3 separate regions of the Homo sapiens genome follow, and regions 2 and 3 are each linked to region 1. Evidence: chromatin contacts called from ENCODE Hi-C data. All regions are on one chromosome and are shown on one strand. Each heading gives the region's core, a stretch centred on a gene start or an enhancer-like site at or near the end of the contact. The rest is flanking DNA. Distances are from core to core; before and after follow the strand shown.

Region 1 (4,700 bases), core at 1-2,500:
TCTCACTATCCATAAAAATGAACACAAAAGGGATCAAAGACTTAAATGTAGGTGCTAAAACTGTAAAACTGCGAGAAAAACACAAAAACATAAGTCTCCATGACCTGAAGGGTTAGGCAATAGTTTCTTTTTCCCCAGAAAGTCTGGCTGACCTTAAAAGAGCCTGCTTCACACAGCATTAAAGATCTGTTTCACACCTGATGCATTACTCTTGCAATAGGCAGGGCTGTCTATGCTATCCTTGTAACATAACTCTTGCTGTGGCTGAAATGAACACACTTAGGCGGTGTACACACACACATACACACATACAGCATGGTCGCAGCCACTCATAAAGCCTGGATCAGTCTCTTCAAATCCTACATGGGCTTCAGCCTAGATAGTCACTGGGAACAGCAACCTCTCAGGGTTAAGCCAGGAACACTACAGTCATGCTGATCCTGAAACTGTTTCAAATATAGCCTGGAGTATTTAATACCTTTATAAACGGAAATGAAACTGGGTTAAAATAACGACCCAAACCAGATGGCGCAAATGTTCTGTTCTCTTCAGAAACTGAAAGAGGAACAAAAAAGAGACTCCTTCCCAAGGGAGCAGGTGCAGCTGCTGGGGAGCATCGGGGCTTTTCCTGAGCGCTGCAGACACCTACAGCCTGGGACCACGTGCTGCTCAGAATGCTCATTCTCTGATTTGTAAGCAATTAATATGGCTGTGACAGCAGCAATCCGGACACAGCAATGCAGAATTCTCAACACAATTCTACTTCCTAGCTCTAGTATTTGCTGAAATGTGCAACAACATGTTCTATAAATCAACTAAAATTTGTTGAGTGTTTACTGTGAGCCAGACACTGTTGTACCAGTATTACTGCAGTAACTCATTTAATCCTTACAACAATCTTACGAGATGGATTCATTTTTCCAAAAATGTACATTGAAACCTAAGCAAGTTAAGTAATATGCCCAATTCATAGAGCTTCTCACCAGAGTTTGGATTCAGGTCATCTGACTCCATAAGCCAGGTGTTTAGCCCTTACTCTCTTTTGCCAAACTGCTAGAATTATAAAAAAAACTGCAAAATGAAATCATTCATTCCTTGGTGTATTTGTTTTCTATTGTCACATTACCAGAAATTTAGCGGCTTTTAAAATAACACAAATTTATTTACTTACAATTTTGAAGATCAGAGTTTGGGGCTAAAATCAAACTGTTGGCAGAGCTTCATTCCTTCTTGAGGCTCTAAAGGAGAAGCTATTTCTTTACCTTTTGCAGCTTCTAAAGGCCGCCTACGTTCGTTAGCTGGTAGCCCCCTCCTCCATCCTCAGAGCTCGTCACTACAGCCTCTGATTTTGCCTCTGCATCTCCTTTCTCACCCTGACTGTCCTGCCAGTCTCTTATCAGGACCCTTGTGATTACACTGGGTCCCACTGAATAATCTGGGATAACCTCCCCATATCAAGTTCCTTAACTCAATCACATCTGCAAAGTCCCTTTGCCATCTAAGGTAACAGATTCACAGGTTCCAGGCCCTGGGATATGGACATCTTTTGGGGATGGTCATTATTCTAACACAAATAAGGAACTAATAAGCCCACCCATGTATCTGCATCATATGTTTCTTAAAAAGAAAAAGAAAAGAAAGAAGAATAAAACACAAGTCTGCAAGTTCATAAAGCACTTAGAAACTATCGGTGGTCAATATGGGGGTCACGTGGAATTGTCCACAATGTCTACTTCTTGGTAGGTTTGTACAAAATCAACAACTGTGAAAAGTTTCACATTAAATTCAAAATCAATAGCAGAGAGAGTTGAGAAAATCCCAAATATGTGGAATTAAACAATACATTCCTAATAACCAATGAATCAAAGAAAAAAAATCACAAGGGAAATTTGAAAATACTTACAGATGAAGGAAAATGAAAATACAACATACAAAAACATATGGAATGCCACAAAAGCTGCTCATAGCAGCAGCATTATTCATTATAGACAAAAAAAGTGGAATAATTCAAATGGCCATTAAATGATGAATGGATAAACAAAATGTGGTATATTCAAACAATGGAGTATTATTCAGCCATTAAAAAGGAATGAAGTGTTGAGACATGTTATGACATGAATGAACCTTGAAAACACCCTGCTCAGGGAAAGGAGCCAGGCACAAAAAGCCACATATTATGATTCCATTTATATGCAATGTCCAGAATAGGCAAATCCATAGAGACAGAAGGTAGGTTAGCAGTTGCCAGGGGCTGGGGGGAGGGAGGAATGGGGAGGACCTTGGTGCCTCACCAGAGCACACACCAGCTAACCTGTGATGGCCATGTGGCATGAATGAGAAACAGACATTTGCTGTTTTATTTAATTTTTTAATTTTTTTTGGGGGAGGGGGACAGAGTTTTACTCTTGTCACCCAGGCTGGAGTGCAATGGCGTGATCTCGGCTCACTGCAAACTCTGCCTCCTGGGTTCAGGTGATTCTCCTGCCTCAGCCTCCCGAGTAGCTGGGACTACAGGAATCTGGCACCACACCCAGCTAATTTTTTTTTATTTTTATTTTTAGTAGAGATGGGGTTTCACCATGTTGGTCAGGCTGGTCTTGAACTCCTGACCTCAGGTGATCTGCCCACCTCGGCCTCCCAAAGTGCTGGGATTACAGGCATGAGCCACCGCGCCCAGCCCATTTGCTGTTTTAAACCAGTGAGATCTGGGGCCTTGTTTATTATCATGGAATTCTAGTCCGTCCTGATTAACAGAGGGTAATGGATAACCCGAGGGCATTTTTCCAATATCCCAAAGGGATGGATAATTAATTACGCCCCCCCCCCCTTCTATTTGGAAATTTCACTGCAAGTTCTTCTAAGTACTCTTAGGACAGGCAACAGCTGAGTGGTCCCGATGAGCCCAGGACATCTCTGATTATTTGAATGGACTTCTCTTTCCCCTCCAGGTGCAGCTGGCTGTAGCAGAATGTGGTTTGAGAGTCCCAGCAGCGCCCTGAGGCCTCTGCCTGCTGAGTTCCTCCCATGAGTCTTCAGTCTCCAAGAACTGAGCTCTACTCTCACGGGCCCCAGCCTCACTCACAGGGACCCTCCAGTCACCTTTTTTATTTTCTATTTTTATTTATTTTTTTGAGGTGGAGTCTCGCGCTGTCACCTAGGCTGGAGTGCAGTGGCGTGATCTCAGCTCACTGCAACCTCTGCCTCCTGGGTTCAAGTGATTCTCGTGTCTCAACCTCCCCAGTAGGTAGGATTGAAGGCGTGCGCCACCACGCCCGGCTAATTTTTGTATTTTTAGTAGAGATGGAGTTTCGTCATGTTGGCCAGGCTGGTCTCGAACTCCTGACCTCAGGCAGTCACCTCCTTTAGATGATGGCCTTTCTTTGGGGGTTTCTCTGTTGTCCCCACCTCTGCCACTGTCCCTGTATTCTACCCTGCCTCCCTAATCTACCCACCCTGGACTAGACTGAAAGACCTGGACCTGGATTGAATGTGGAACATCTCTTACCGGACTTGGTTGTAGGAATATGACCATGCATTCATTGCAGATGCAAGTTAAAGAAGAATATTTTAAATATTGTTGGCTTAAGCCAGGCGGCAAAATATTCAAACATAAAATCTCAGATGCAGCCAAATCAGAACAGCGTGTTCTGGTGACGCGTTTCGGCAAACGCAATCATTCACGGGCTCCTCTGAGCCTAATTAAGCAAAAGCCCAGCTGGGGGCTACAGGAAAAACAACTGTGGATTCTACCTTCATTGCAACAGGTTACAACTGCTGATTTATGCCTCTCGGCAGGAACAACTGGCCCTGGGCCAGGGAGATCACGGAGGCAGCCAAGGAGCCCATGGGTTGCCCCCCTATCCCGGTCCACCCCACGGTGAGGACAGTGCCCTCAGTCACCAAATGCTCAGGATTTACATGAAGTGGGGTAGTCAGAAACTGCAGAGAGTCCATGGAAAGATAGGGGTCACCTCTTGGGGACAGCCAGGACCAGCCCTGCACTGAGTCAACACTTCTGCTGTTCTGCCCCTGAGCCTTTGCTCCCCCATCTCTCGCCGGTCGTTTCCTGCCAAGCGTCTGGTGCCTTCCTGCTGATCCCAGCTGTTTCTTCCCAGGGGCGTCCTAGCAACCATTCAGCCCTTGCATCCTTTCCTTTGAAAGGCCACCAGTCTCCCTCCTTCCCTCGAGCAGGAGGACCGCAGAGCGCACCCTGACGGAAGCGTTCACACTCAAGTGTTTATGGTTGCGTGTCTTCTTGCACAGGGATGTCTGCGTTTCCAATACCGGCTTCTGGACAGGACTCACTCCGAGAAATAAATGTGTAATGGATATTTCTTTTCTAGAACAAATGGGGTGGAAGTGGGAGTTTTGGCATCTCTTGAAATTTCATTTCGAGGTAAAATTTCATTTTGAGGTAAAATTATGAGAATTTCATTTCATTGTAAGGCCGTTCTTGCTGGCCAACTGAAATGTGTGTTGGAAGAAATGCAAGGGGCTCTTACGAAGCAGATGTTCAGGGCAGCACAGACGCTCATAGGCTCAAGAGCAGACAGACAGGGAAGGAGCTAAAAAGGGAAAGCTTTTTCTCAGATAGCACAGCTAGTTCCTAAGACTAAGGGTCATGCCCCAGCTGCTGCAGCATTTTCCCAAGTTCTCTGTTTCTTCTAAAATCACACATTTTCTCAGTGCTTTTTGGCTTA
Region 2 (4,700 bases), core at 1,397-3,896, 4.6 Mb after region 1:
GTAATCCCAGCACTTTGGGAGGCCGAGGCAGGTAGATCACGAGGTCAAGAGTTCGAAACCATCCTGGCCAACAACATGGTGAAACCCCATCTCTACTAAAAACACCAAAATTAGCTGGGCGTGGCAGCACACGCCTGTAGTCCCAGCTACTCAGGAGGCTGAGGCAGGAGAATCACTTGAACCCGGGAGGCGGAGGTTGCAGTGAGCCAAGATGGCACCACTGCACTCCAGCCTGGCGACAAAGCCAGACTCCGTCTCAAGAAAAACAAAAAACAAAAAACAAAACAAAAAAAAGGATTAGACTGTACCCTAGAACATAATAAAACAGATTCTCCGTAAAACCCTTAAGTCCTGATACTGGTATCTCCTTTCAACCACTTCATCCTTACATTACAAGCATACGCCCAAAGTATACTTGCGACTAAATTTCCGTAAACAAAAAAAAAAGACAAAAATCTAGAAGTTCATGAAGAGGCAGCAATGCAACTTGTGAAAACAACATACATGGGCTTGGAAGTCGGACTGATTTTAAATCTGCATCCCAACTCTGCAGCCTGATAGCTACAGAAATCAGGCAACAACTTCTCTGAGTCCACTTATTTATCAATAAGATGGATATACTGCTATCTATCTTGTAGAGTTCTTAAAATTCTAGCATAGTAACTAGCATGAGGGAGGCATTAATAAATGTTCTGTCACAAAGAACACTGAGAAGTTCAGCATACAATGAAAGATTTGTAAAGTCAGATAAAGACTATTAGATTTTATCTACTTCTATCCTCAATTTTTACATTCCAAGGATAGCAGCAGAGTCACCTACCCAAGATTATATATACAGCTAGTTTCCGTGGCTGGACCAACACTCACTACCCAGTGCTTTTTCACTACCTACACTAAAACGAATAAAATATACAAACACCGTGATTCACCTCAATACACGTTTGTTTTATGTCGACTTAAAAAACTGAGCACTAAGTGATATTTAATAAAATGCTAAAATTCTTATTTCAATAACTTCAAGCTTTAACAGCCAAACTTTTCATCTAAAGTGTTTCCAAAAGTTTTTCAAGTCCAAATACAATTTTAAATAGGTCCTTTCTCAAGATAGTGAGGAGAAAAAGTCGTGATCTTTTCACTGGAATCCGATTAGCTGTTACAAATTAGTTTGCTGAATACAATTATATTCAGACTACCCTTAAAAGGAAACCATGCTTTAAAACCACCTTCCTAGCTCCCAAAATAGTGTCCTGTCACTTGAACTGTATATTTTATTTGGTATTCTAAATACATTCTGAACTTCCAAAAGAAAGTAAAACTAATTTACTAGAAGTACCAATGGAGTGTATTGGGGGGAAGAGGGCACAAAAGGGGGTGTTTCCCTTTTAAAGACATTCCCTTGCAAAGTACCATATGGATTATGTATGAAATCCCAATCAGAGTGCTCCGAAAACACTCCAGTATGAGAGAATGCGGTTTTACCTTTCAATTCTCTTATTCAAAATGCTGTCAGGACAGAACAGCACAGGAACACTATCTCCCAGTTTCTGACTTTATTTTTTAAAGAACATCCTTAGTATAAAGGACGTATTAAGAACTGTTAGAAATTGTACCAGCTCACAAATGAGGAGACTGACGATGTTAAGGAACACCTAAGAACTATGGAAATGAGATAAAGCGTCAGCGAGGGTTTCACTTTGATCTGATGCATCGTTTCGTGTCGTGTAAGTCCTCTAAGATGAGCAAGAGAGCTGAAGGTCCGATCACCCCAGCGTGGACCCAGCTGGCTCTGCTCTGCCAACCTGGGGACCAAATATCCTGTGATCACTTCCTTAGTCCAACAGTCCTAGCAAGAAGAGAGTGCTTGGCGCCTTGAAGAGGTGAAGGTAAAGTGAAGAATCAACCAGCCTATGTGATTAAAAGGAAGTCAACCAAACAGCCCATGCCCACCATCCCCAGATACACCCCAAGCCCCTTCCCCTACACATACCTCTCCTACAAACCCCTGCTCTGGTGGTGTAGGAACCTCTAAACCCACCACACTTCCCCGACACAACTCCCCTTCCCACAGGTATCCACGGTCACCTTCGCGGACCATCGCTGCCCCAACCCCAACTTCTCGCCCCACACTCCCTCGCCACAGAAGCCTTCCCGGCCGGTCTCCCCACTCCGCAGCCTCCCACACACGCGCCCTCCCCACTTTCTCGCCCTCGCTTCCCTCCCGGCTCTCGAGGAGCTTCCCCCGACCTCCCCTCGCTCTCCTCCACGCCCCCGAACACTTTCGCCCCTCCACCGCGGGCTCCCCGCCTCCAGTCTCGAGGCCCGGCCCAGGCATGTGGGGCAGGCACCTCCTCCACCGCCCCCCAAGCATGGCCCGGCCCGGGGGCTCCCGCGTTGATGGGAGCCTCGGAGACAGGGGGTCTGAGGAGAACGACGCCGGACCCGCGGTCCCTCCACTGCTCGCCGACCCCGGAGAGCTGGAGTGTGGAGTCGCCTCTGGGGTCCCCCAGGGAGTAGGAGTCTAGGCCGGTGCCCCCCAGCCCCATTTCCTCCCGATCGTTGGAGCGGAGGGGAAGGAGGATCCCCGGGACTCACCTCGAGCCTGTTGTCAACATTAGCCCCGGGTTTCCCAGCACCAACTCCAGCGCTCGGGCTCTCCCCTCCCCTCCCCCCACCTATCTCGCAGCCGAGGGCCCGCCTTCCCTCAGCTCCCCCTCCTCCCTCCGCCCGCCAGCCCTCCCGCCCGCCACTCACCAGCGCGGCCGGGCTGAGAGTGGGGGCGGGGCGGAAGGAGGCGAGAGGGAAAAGGCCATCCGCGCGACTGCCCGATTAAAAACAGTCCTGATCGTCTTCCCTGCGGCATGCCGATGCCCTCAGCTTGACTCTGGGGTGGCGGGTCCGGGGCAAAGGCTCATATGAGTGCCATTCACTTAACAGCTCTTTCAAATTCCCCAGTCGATGAGAAGAGCGAATTTTTCAGACTGGCAATACGTAAGGTAGCCACTACCAGCACCTCAAACCAGGGCCCCAGCGGAGGGGTGGAGTGTTCCGAGGACCCGAGGCAGGAAGTGGATTGGTCGCCAGGAAAGGGAAAGCGCCTGAATTGGAGCTGCGCAGGCGCAGGCGCTTCGCGGGGGATGGGGGTGGGAAGCGCGAATGGGGCGGGGCGGAGCTCACGGGAGGCGAGGAAGTGTGGTGGAATAGTGGGAGGGTTACGGAGCGCCATTAAGGACAAGCCCGGCCACGTGATTCTCCTGGGCGTTTCCTGGTGCGAACCTAAGGAAGAGGTCTAAGAAGAGAAAGTTTGATTGGACTAATTCGAGGGGAGACGTTGAAGATTTAGAAAATTGGAAACTGGAGAAACTAAACCATATGGCTGGTTTGGGAGGTGGGAGTCGCTTAGGAATGGGTCTAGTCTTAAGAATGCCCTAAAAGACATCGAAAGTCCTGCGGGGGGATTTCCAGAAGCACTTCTAGGTGTTCGACGTAAAAACCACCCAGGGCGAAGAAGAATCAAGGCTTTTTCCATACACTTCTTAGAAAGTACCTGGTTCTAGCAAGCAAACTTTTAAAAATTACAGTGGCAAGACTTCCCTGAGTTATCAAATCACCCATTTTAAAAAAAAAATGGCTAGCGTCGACATTTCTTCTGAATGCGAACCCAGGCCGACTTTCAAAAATGGGTATCAGTTTATCCACACTGCTTATTTCCTCCTGAATTGCTGAAATGGTGCATCTGGCCTCGAAACAGTACTGGGTTCTGCCAACATGATCCGAGTAGGTGGCTCTGGCTGGTCCGGAGCTAGAGGAACAAGGGTGCGAAACTGGTCTTGACGTTTGCTTGACTTGAGGGGGCCCCACCTGGTGCCCAAGCCCACGTAATGAACTACTACCAACCACAAATACTTGAGGCAAGTCCAGGTTCCCTATGACTCAACCTTTGCCCATTTGCCTCTATTTACTGTTTGCTTCCCCATTTACTCTTAGCACGCAAATTATCCTCTCATACTGAGTGTTGCTGCTTCCTGTATTTAAAAATATATATTTTTTATACACTACACATAGGTCAGTCATTTAAAGGATAGTGAAAGAGAAAGATGAAGGCCGGGCACGGTGGCTCACGCCTGTAATCCCAGCACTTTGGGAAGCCGAGGCGGGCGGATCACAAGGTCAGGAGTTCGAGACCATCCTGCCTAACACGGTGAAACCCCGTCTCTACTAAAAATACAAAAAAAATTAGCCGGCCGTGGTGGCACGTGCCTGTAGTTCCAGCTACTCCGGAGGCTGAAGCAGGAGAATGGCGTGAACCGGGAAGGCAGAGCTTGCAGTGAGCCGAGTTTGCGCCACTGCACTCCAGCCTGGGCGACAGAGGGAGACTCCGTCTCAAAAAAAAAAAAGAGAAAGATGAATACTGCTATTCTGCAGCATTGATAAACAATTATGAGAACTGCCCCAAATACCATATTGGTGATAGCCACCCACGCTTCTCTTCAAGGTTTCCTTTTCCCATTTCATGGGATTACCTTAAGAAGCTTTACTTCTGGCTGGTGCGGTGCCTCATGCCCGTAATCTCAGTACTTTGGGAGGCCGAGGCTGGTGGATCACCTGAGGTCAGGAGTTCCAGACCAGCCTGGCCCCAATATGGTGAAACCCAGTCTCCACTAAAAATACAAAATTAGCCAAATGTGGTGGCGAGCGCCTGT
Region 3 (4,700 bases), core at 1,312-3,811, 3.6 Mb before region 1:
GGTGGAAGCACTGCTGTAGTAGCCCTTAAATACAGTTATTTTATGGGTTTTGTTGTTTTTGTTTTTGAGACAGGGTCTCACTTTGTCTCCCAGGCTGGATTGCAGCTGTGTGATCTGGGCTCACTGCAGCCTCCACCTCCCCAGCTCAAGTGATCCTCCTGCCTTAGTCCCAAGCAGCTGGGATTACAGGCTCGTGCCGCCACACCTGGCTAATTTTTGTGTTTTTTACAGAGATATGGTTTTGCCATGTTGCCCAGGCTAGTTTTGAACTCCTGAGCTCAAGTGATCCACCCGCCTCAGCCTCCTAAAGTCCTAGGATTGCAGGCATGAGCTATCACGCCAGGCCGTTTTATGTTTTATTTTTGTAAAATATTCTTGTTGTAAATTGGTGACATAATTAGTCTTAGTCCATCTAAATGCTAAGTGTCAGTTTCAACTCTAATCTAAATGATGGTCTGCAGCAGAGGTTTCCAAATATTTTGAGGATACACACCTCATCAGTAAAAAGGTTTTGATCATGAACATATAAAGACATTAACATTTGCTGATGTGTAAGACCAGCCCCTTCCTGCTGGGTGGCTTCCATGAGCAATTAGACAGTGATAGGAACAAACAATATAGAGACAGGTAAGTCTTCTGTTATATTTTGAGCATTATAAAGGATACACAGAAACATACACGTAATAAATGAATCAGATAAAAATAAATGTGCATAGAAGCTCTAATGTTCTTTTACTTGTATTGCAATATATCATTCTGTACAGAACCTTGGGTGTGTGCACCTCACCTGTGGGACCCCTGAGCCCATCTGTGAGACCTGAGGTGCTGTCACAAGTGCTCAGGGAAGGAGTGAAGTTGTTTTTCCACTGTGATGACTCTGGCTACATGAGAACGTTTTCTTTATGACTGAAGTAGAGTCACATTGGATAGCAGTAACTTTGATATCTTCATCAGAATGAGTCATTTTAATGTGTATTGCCTTGTAATCATAAAAGTTGAAGTATTACTTTTTTTTTTTAACTAGAGCACAGTTACAAGTAGATGTTTGCCATCATCATAACAAGAGGAAGTCATGGATTTTATTTTAAGGCACATAAACTGAGATCATGGGCACATGATCAAGTATCAATCTTCTATGTTGGGAGAAGACAGGGCCTAAGGTTTATGCATTACATAACATGTGCCAGGCACAATTCTAGATGGTTTGGATATGTTAAAAGAAATCATGGCTCTAAATTCCGGTACACAATGTTTAGTAGATAATAAATGCTATTATGTTTCTGATTTCATCATCAAAATTATCCAGACAGCTAGGTATGACTACACTAGTCATCCAAAATCACCTGAAAATCAGAGAGCTTCAGTGACTTTGGGTGTGGTCACTTCTTAGTAAGAGGCAGAATAGACACTTCTGATTCCATCGCTCATGTTCAGGGTTTTAATTTTTTTTCTTTTTTTGCTCCTTTCACTGTATAATTGCTCATGTGAGATGTTCCAGAGTGAATAGGCTGCCCTTTGGATATTGTCACATATAAAGACAATAAGAGTAAATAGTTGCTTATTTGAAGACATCCATAGAATGGCTCATGTGTCTTGTTTTTTGCTTTTGTTTGTTTATTTGTTTGTAGACACAGAGTCTCACTGTCACCCAGGCTGGAATGCAGTGGTGCGATCATGATTCACTGCAGTCTTGAACACCTGGGCCCAAGCTATCATCTCGCCTCAGCCACTTGAGTAGCTGGGACTACAGGTGCACACACGCCACTGAGCCTAGCTAATTTTCAACTTTTTTTTTTTTTTTTTCAGACAGAGTCTAAATCTGTCGTCCAGGCTGGAGTGCAAAGGCACACTCAGCTCAGTGCAACATCCGCCTACTCGTTTCAAATGATTATCTTTCCTCAGCCTCCTGAGTAGCTGGGATTACAGGCACCCACCATCACACCTGGCTAATTTTTGTATTTTTAGTAGAGATGGGGTTTCACCGTGTTGGCCAGGCTGCTCTTGAACTCCTGACCTCAAATGATTCGGCCCACCTTGGCCTCCAAAAGTGCTGGGATTACAGGTGTGAGACACCACGCCTGGTCAATTTTAAACTTTTTTGTAGAGACAGGGTCTTGCTCTGTTGCCCAGGCTGGTCTCAAACTTCTGGCTTCAAGGGATCCCTCCACCTTAGCCTCCCATTCTGCCACATTCTATTTCTGTAGAAGCAAGTTACAAAGTCCAGCTGACACGCAGAGGAGCAGAATTGAACCTCACCTTTTCAAAGAAGGATTGTCAAAGGATTTGTAGATATATTTTCAAGACACCACACAATGCATTTGATGAGATTCTGATTATAGACCCTTTGGCATATTTTATGTGGACTGTAAGGAACTGGGAAGGATCTAATATTTTACCCTATTTGTAAGGTTTCAAGTTAGCCTGTCCTAGTTTTGTGAATGCTGACAGAAGATATGAGTACTCTGGGTCAAAGACCAAAAGGACTTTATGACTCAAGCAATAGCAGTAGGCAGAGTATCAGCAATTTTGGTTCTCCTACTCCCCACCCCCAGAGGGTGACTGAAGGAGGGTCAGGTGACATTTGCACATGCAGTGGATTGCATTTCAGGAGGTGAACCTAAACTTGGAGGATGGGAAGCTGCCTTTCACAAGAAGCAGTAGGCATACCTGCCCTTTGCTTTGAAGGACACACAGTCTCTGTCTTCCAAAGCTGTTCACTATTTAACTATCTTTCACAAGATACTCCAGGACAAAGACTCTCACGGCCTCTACTCAGAAGATGTGCAGACATGTGAGGGTCATGGAGAATTCTCTTCCGAGTTTATGATAAAGGTGGTTGCATTAGTCAGGGTTCCCAGAGAAACAAACCAATAGGAGATAGATAGGTGGATATTTTAAGGAATTTGCTCATGGGACAGTGGAGGCTTGGTGAGTCCAAAATCTGATGGGGGTGGTAAGCAGTCTGGAGACTCAGGAAAAAGCTGCAGTTTGAGTCTGAAGACAGTTTCGTGCAGAGCCAGAAAGGGCTGATGTTGCAGATGAAGTCTGAAGGCTGTTTGCTGCTGAATTCTCTCTCGCTTGCAGGGAGGTCAGCTTTTTGTGCTCTTCAGGCCTTCGGCAGATCGGATGGGGCTCACCCATATCAGGGAAATCTCACCCAAAAATATCCTCACAGAAATATCCAGAATAAAGATTGACCACATATCTGGGCACCATGGCCCAACCAAGCTGACACATAAAATTAACCGTCACACTAGTGGTATGATTGCTTTATTTAGTTGCAAGAGTTGAAAATAAAAAAAAAAATTAAAAAGGCATTTGGCTGAGGGGCACGGAAGGGCAGCCTATATTTATTGTGAAGTAATGTGTTCAACTGTGAGGGTTCATGTCTGAAGATAGTTCTAAATAAAAAAAGATGATTTTTCTTAATTCCCATTGCCCCATTTCAGATTCCCATTTGATAATTTAAACAAATGCATACTAGCAGCCAGATGCGGTGGCTCGTGCCTGTAATCCCAGCACTTTGGGAAGCTGAGGCAGGTGGATCATCTGAGATCAGGAGTTTGAAAGCAGCCTGGCCAACACGGTAAAACCCCATCTCTAGTAAAAATACAAAAATTAGCCAGGCATAATGGCAGGCACCTGTGATCCCAGCTACTTGGAAGGCTGAGACAGGAGAATCACTTGAACCTGGGAGACGGAGTTTGCGGTGAGCTGAGATTGCACCACTGCACTCCGGCCTGGGTGACAGAGTGAGACTCCATCTCAAAAAAAAAAGAAAACAAAAATGCATACTGGCATGGTCCACCCTAGTCAAACAGATTCAAAGAACTACAGACTTGGAGGAGACCCCAGAGATAATATAATTCATCAACATCATGCTACAACTTTCTGAATATCATGCAAATAGTTACCTGTAGAGCTGGGACTTAAAACCCAGGGCTCATACTCTACTCTGTCCAAGAGCATTAGAACTGTGGCTCACGGAACCCTGGGTTCAACAGAGGTTCCTTGGGAGCCTCCAGGAGGATGGGCATGGGCAGGGCCCCAAATTGGTATTCACTAGAGGGGCTTCATTTCAGTGTGAATTTTATATTGGAATACTGTGTAAGGTCCCATTTGAAAAGGGCTTATTTTGCCAAAGCAAGCTTGCAAATGACTCTCGTTTGCGATGGATATTTTTGTTGCTAGTGTTGGAAGTTAATACGTTCAAATTACATTTGAGAACCGAAGTTCAAAAAATAACCTTCCTTTAGAATTTTTTTGAATTTTAATAATTTGATCCAATTTGAGTTTATAAACTCAAGGAAAATATTAACTCATCAATTTAGTAGTGTGTAAATTATTCTATTCCATATTTATTTTATTCTTAAAAATCATGACCATAAATTTAATAGGATAATTCAAACTTTTTTTTAGTAAAAAGCAGTATATATTCATGAAGGAATATTTGAAAATACAGAATAACAGAAAAAAATGTAAAATATACCTACTACCTAAACATACCTTTATCAGTATTTTTATGTATCACCTTTCAGCATTTTTTTTCTAGGCAGATGTCTCTTTCTCTACGTAGTTGTCAATAAACTGTGTACTTATGCACAATTTCATGTGACCATTTGTGCTTATCATATACTCAAGGCCTTCTCTATGTCATGGAACGACCTTGGAAATATAATATTGAATGACTATGTAAGCTT

The links. A loop is a pair of places that touch in the nucleus more often than their neighbours do. Pooled maps may share reads with other maps.
Region 2: a loop to region 1 is called in a map with no recorded cell type, with 13 times the contacts of the local background. The contact joins the promoter of UPF2 here to the promoter of LINC02642 in region 1. A Hi-C loop is called at or near these places in 4 of 37 single-sample maps with no recorded cell type and 3 of 50 pooled maps.
Region 3: a loop to region 1 is called in a pooled map, with 4 times the contacts of the local background. The contact joins the enhancer-like site here to the promoter of LINC02642 in region 1. A Hi-C loop is called at or near these places in 2 of 37 single-sample maps with no recorded cell type and 3 of 50 pooled maps.

Annotation. Positions count from the first base shown.
Region 1 is chr10:7,471,599-7,476,298 of GRCh38, forward strand. LINC02642 (long intergenic non-protein coding RNA 2642) reads right to left here and starts at 1,251. Exons shown (of 4, transcript NR_184109.1): 1 at 1,172-1,251. RefSeq lists enhancers at 390-589, 600-699.
Region 2 is chr10:12,040,163-12,044,862 of GRCh38, forward strand. It overlaps UPF2 (UPF2 regulator of nonsense mediated mRNA decay), which reads right to left and starts at 2,647. Exons shown (of 22, transcript NM_015542.4): 1 at 2,593-2,647. It overlaps LOC105376416 (a long non-coding RNA gene), which reads right to left. Exons shown (of 3, transcript XR_930666.2): 3 at 3,637-3,799. RefSeq lists enhancers at 1,555-1,644, 2,815-3,064 and silencers at 2,165-2,214, 2,235-2,374.
Region 3 is chr10:3,866,719-3,871,418 of GRCh38, forward strand. No RefSeq gene overlaps it. Among named protein-coding and RNA genes, the nearest start is that of LINC02639, 35 kb to the left of the region's middle. RefSeq lists an enhancer at 2,985-3,484. Within about 2 kb of position 2,562, at least 4 of the 41 ENCODE cell types and tissues checked have a DNase peak (open chromatin) inside an H3K27ac peak, as active enhancers do.